2 separate regions of the Homo sapiens genome follow, and region 2 is linked to region 1. Evidence: read pairs that join two places in POLR2A ChIA-PET (ENCODE). Cell type or tissue: Panc1. All regions are shown on one strand.

What was found. Peaks named below come from ENCODE experiments on the same cell type or tissue, not always from the same donor. Only the 100,000 strongest peaks of a DNase experiment are listed, where the experiment ranks them.
Region 2: POLR2A ChIA-PET joins it to region 1 with 6 read pairs; 2 of 35 experiments call an interaction of 5 or more read pairs at or near these places.

What each region holds. Positions count from the first base shown.
Region 1 is chr4:127,895,930-127,898,429 of GRCh38, forward strand. It overlaps PLK4 (polo like kinase 4), which reads left to right. Exons shown (of 16, transcript NM_014264.5): 15 at 872-978. Among named protein-coding and RNA genes, the nearest start is that of PLK4, 16 kb to the left of the region's middle. In Panc1, no CTCF peak of the experiment used is centred here; no DNase peak of the experiment used is centred here.
Region 2 is chr4:128,162,632-128,165,131 of GRCh38, forward strand. All of the region lies in intron 12 of LARP1B (La ribonucleoprotein 1B), which reads left to right. Among named protein-coding and RNA genes, the nearest start is that of LARP1B, 100 kb to the left of the region's middle. In Panc1, no CTCF peak of the experiment used is centred here; a DNase peak (open chromatin) is centred at 1,040; H3K4me3 peaks cover 205 bases; H3K27ac peaks cover 2,398 bases.

The sequences.
Region 1 (2,500 bases):
ACTTATAGAATTTTATGTAGTTGTGAACCTATATGTGTATATTATCTAAAATCTTGAAACTTGGAGAGACTTCTGAGCCTGACACATGTACTTTTACTTAACAGTGAAGTAAATGCAACCTAGTACTTTATGGGGGTAGGTAACATTTGTTGAGCACCTGCTTTGTGGTACCTACCATGTTTTTCACATACTTTGTCTAGTTTATCCCCCAAAATAACCTAGTAAAGTTGTATCTCCTTTTATAGATAGTAAAATTATGCTTCATAATGGTAGATTAACTTGCACAATCCTACACTGTACTCTTAAGTTGGCAGAGTCTAGATGTAAGCCTAGGTGTGTTTGATTTGGCGTCCATGTACTATGCACTTCTCCATTTTGAGTGACACATTGTGACTATTAATGACTAAAGGAAGAAGTTTCAGAGGCTAAAATGTAATATTCTCAGGCCAGGAAAGAAATTCTTGTGGCTTAAGGACAAAGAAAATGTTGCTTTTATTCCCTAAATCTCTTCTTGTTAAGAAATACTAAATATTTCTTGTGGGGGAAAAAAACCAACAACCAAAAAACTTAGAAATCCTAATGGAAATTAATGGGAAACAGGATTCACTTTCTAATAATTTTAATATTGTAATACCTTAGCTATTAAAGGAATAATCTGAAAAAGACATGAATATTCTCAGTGCTCTGCCATCGTAGCCCCAAATTTGTAGTCACTTAGAGAGTTTTTTTTTTAACTGTGGAAAACCTGTTAAATATGTTAAATATTAATACAGAACCACAAACCCTCTACTGTATAGTAATTTTGTGTGCTACTACTGCTGTTTTTTTTTTTTTCTGTGCCTGTTCTTACCCATGCTTATTATTTTTCTAGTTAACTAGTGGAGCTGTGTGGGTTCAGTTTAATGATGGGTCCCAGTTGGTTGTGCAGGCAGGAGTGTCTTCTATCAGTTATACCTCACCAAATGGTCAAACAACTAGGTAAGTTCTTAAAATACTGGTCGAGATTCAGCCCTTTGCTATAATTTCTCTTTCTCTATATGTTGAAATGGATGATTTAATAAAGATACTTCTTTCATTTTGACAATGATCGTGTGATTCTTTAAACTGTTAATTATTCTTAGCAATTCATGTAGTCATTAATGCATATTTTATGATTATCTGTATTAACTCAGGGCAATTGGTATAAATAATCCACTCTAAGAGGTTGGGTTCCTTGTAGCCTTACTGTTCCATAGTGTAACTCGATGGCCTTTTTCAGAAGTAAGGGACTCCTAATTCTAGGTTCAAATAATATACCAAACCTATTTACTTAAAAGAACAGAAAAAAGAAATCTTTAAGATATAACCTGCTTATTTTTCCCAAATGAAAGGCTATATCCCCAATCTAATGTAACGTGATTAATGTTTGAAAGACTTTTTTGAATGTGTATATTCATTCTATATGAAAATATGTGTCAGGCACCAAGCCAAAAATAAAGAATCTGGCAATATGAAAAACAAGGAGTTATTTGCTTTCCTCATTTAAATCAGAACTTACTAAAAGTAGGGTACTGACGATGCCAATGCAGGCGTTCTCTTTTATGAGAAGTGCTTATTGTAATGGAAGTACTTGGGACAAATATAATCTGTAGATACCTACCAACTGCATTTTTGTGTTAAATTTAGATAATGCAGTGCCATCACTTAAATAACTATGTTTCAAGTGAGAGGCTTTGTTAAAAGCTCTTTGAGGTGCTCCAGAAAGTGGAAGGATGCAGATGCAAAGTGGGTAAAACCCTTGTTCCCAGGATACATGTTGACATTTTATTTGCTATGGTCATTTGGAAAATGTTAACATTTAAATAGAAATATATTCATAATGTGTTTAGCTTGGTATTTTTCTGTAGAATTAGGGCTTTTTTTTTTTTTTTTTTTTTTTTTTTTTTTTTTGAGACAGAGTCTCGCTCTGTTGCCCAGGCTCGAGTTAGTGGTGCGACTTGGCTCACTGCAACTTCTGCCTCCTGGGTTCAAGCAGTTCTCCTGCCTCAGCCTCCTGAGTAGCTGAGATTACAGGCATACGCCACCACACCTGGCTAATTTTGTATTTTTAGTAGAGACAGGGTTTCAACATATTGGCCAGGCTGGTCTCAAACACCTGACCTCGTAATCCACCCCCCTTGGCCTCCCAAAGTGCTGGGATTACAGGCATTAACCACCGCGCCTGTCCGGGGCCTTTTAAATTTAATGAGGAATCCAGATTTTTGGCTTGCTTTTGAAATTACGAAGCCAGTTCAAGTTTATCTAATTTTCCTTCTGTTACTTAAATGTGTTTAGAAAATGGTCTGTTTTAAAAGAAAAGAAACTGTATGCTTCACTTGATTTAGGTATCTAATAAATAATTGTTATAATTTTTCTGAGGTGCCTCTTGTTATTGAAGAATTACTGAAAAATATAATGTGCTTTTTGGGACTCTCATGAGAACCAAGTAATTCAGTTACGATTTTGTCTTTTTTTCTTTTGC
Region 2 (2,500 bases), 270 kb after region 1:
GCGCTAGAGTCATTCTTTTGTTTTAAGGGCTTAGCTCTGTGTGAGAGTGTAAATAAATACATTGGGAGATCCATAAATTGAATCTGACATTTCAGACAAGTATAACTGATTTTATTATAGCCTTTTCCTGAAGGTGGTTAAAAAAATGATTTATAAAAAGTCACACATATACAAAGATAGAGTGAATTTTATAATAAAACTCCCATGTACCTGCTATACTTAATCATCTCATACCCAATTTTGTCTCGACTCCAGTAACTCCTATACCTCCCTGTGGATTATTTTTAAACAAATTCTCAATCACATGATTCATATTTTTTTGTCCTTAAAGATTTCTGTATGTGTCTTTAAAAAGATAAGGGCTATATCTTTTAACACATAAATAGCAGGACATTATCATATCTAAAATTAACAGTAATTCCTTAACGTTAGATATCTAGTGTTCAAATTTCCTCATTCATCACTTTTTTTTTCCAGTTTCTTCAAATAGATTGCAATAGATTGATATGTCTTTTTTAGTCTACAGGTTTCTACTATTTTTTGCCTTATAATTTATTGGTCCTTGCAATTTGGTATTGAAGAAACTGGGTTGTTTGTCTTGTAGAATTTTTCACATTCTGAATTTTGCTGATTGCATCCCCATGGTTTCATTTAACCTGTTTTCTAGTCCTGAATTATCTATAACTGTTAGTTCAGCATAGAGACTTGATTAGATTAAGACTCAAATCTCTGTAAGAATATGTCATATGTAGTATTGAATACTATTAGGAGATACATAATGCTCTATTGTCTCTTTTTGTAATGTTAGCAGTCATTGATGATCAGTGAGTGAAGCTTTTATTTTACTAGGGGTTGCAAAATAGTGATGATTCTATTTTTAATCATTACGTCTTACCTTAATAGGTAGAATACTTTTATAAAGAGAACTTTCCCCAGAATATTTATTTATTCTGAGATAGAGTTCTTACAGGAAAGTGAGTCAGTGCTGAATTATTTCCCTTTGTTTACTAGTTTCAAAGTACTAGCTGGTTCCTTAACATTCTTCGCTGGTGACTAATGAAGTTTTTGTTTGTTTGTTTTTAAATGATCATTGTGAACTCATAAATACATGAGATGGGTTTCATTCTATTACAGTTATTATTATTATTATTGATACCTATGCCAGTTATCAGTTTATTGACTTTTAGCTCTAAAGCCACCTTTCATTTTCTTGCTCAGTAATAATGGAGTTGGACTGTTAACTTTAATGTTTCCCACCCCACAGAAGGTTGAGCCCCCACCAAGGTTGAGCTTTGTCAGTACCGGATCTGCTACTCAGTTGGTCCTTGTTTCTAGGCCTTTTGAATAGAAAGAGCTAGGAAATTTTTTAAGGAGAAAAATATATTACGTATTCATGTTGATATTTTCTGTCTAAATTTAAGATTATAGGTTTTAATTTTAATTTCTTTGATTTTGTAGTTGTATTGCTTTTTACTTATATATAAAAAATCTTTCTTCCTAACCACAGTAACATAATTATTTATTTGCTAATCCTATGATATAATAGTTCCAGAATAACAATAACATTAAATAATAATATTATAAATACTGAAAGGTAACTTCTTTTAGAGTTCTTTAAACTGTAAACTTTTAAAAACTTCATACTTTAAAGCTTTCTTTAAAGTTCTTAGTGTGTCCCACTAGGGCTGTTCAGTTAAATTGCTGGATTTTTTGCCTTGTTAAATTTGAATACTTTAAAATTGAGAATGTATATTCCTTTGCACATCATAGAAAGCATACAAGTCACAAATAAGGAGATAAATTTGGCATTGCATGACATTAACAAAGAATTAATATCATAGAAATCTAAAACCTTAAAAATTAATATGAAAAATGGCAAACATGAATAGAAAAAGTAGTAAATGAAACATGAACATCAGTTTCATATTTGGGAAGACCAAATGGCCAATAAATATGAAAAGAGGCTATTTTTACTGAGGTTTTCCAATTAAAACCATAGCAATACGCCATATTATAACCCAGCAGTTTCATTTCAAGAGATACTGTTGCAGGCCATTGTGGCTCATGCCTATAATCCCAACACTTCGGGAGGCCAAGGCAGGAGGATCACTTGAGCCCAGGAGTTTGAGACCAGCCTGGGCATACTGTTGCAAATGTTTACCAAGAGAACATTTGTAGTATCATTGTTCATAATAGAAAAAAGCAAATGAAAACTAAAAAATGCCCAGTTATAGTAGAATGTATTATAAGATGTGGTGTAGTCATACGTAGGAAAAATAGGCAGCAGTGGAAAATGAAAGAACTAATGTTACATGTGACAAAATGTGTTAATCTAAAAATATAGGAAAAAATAAAAAAATAAAAAAGGGATGTATAAAATAAGCTAGAACAAAGAAGTTCATTCAGTGTAATGCTATTACATAAAGTATAAAATTCATGGATAGATGCATAGCACATAGGAGCCATGAAGAGAAGCAAGGGGAATTATTAATATAAAAAA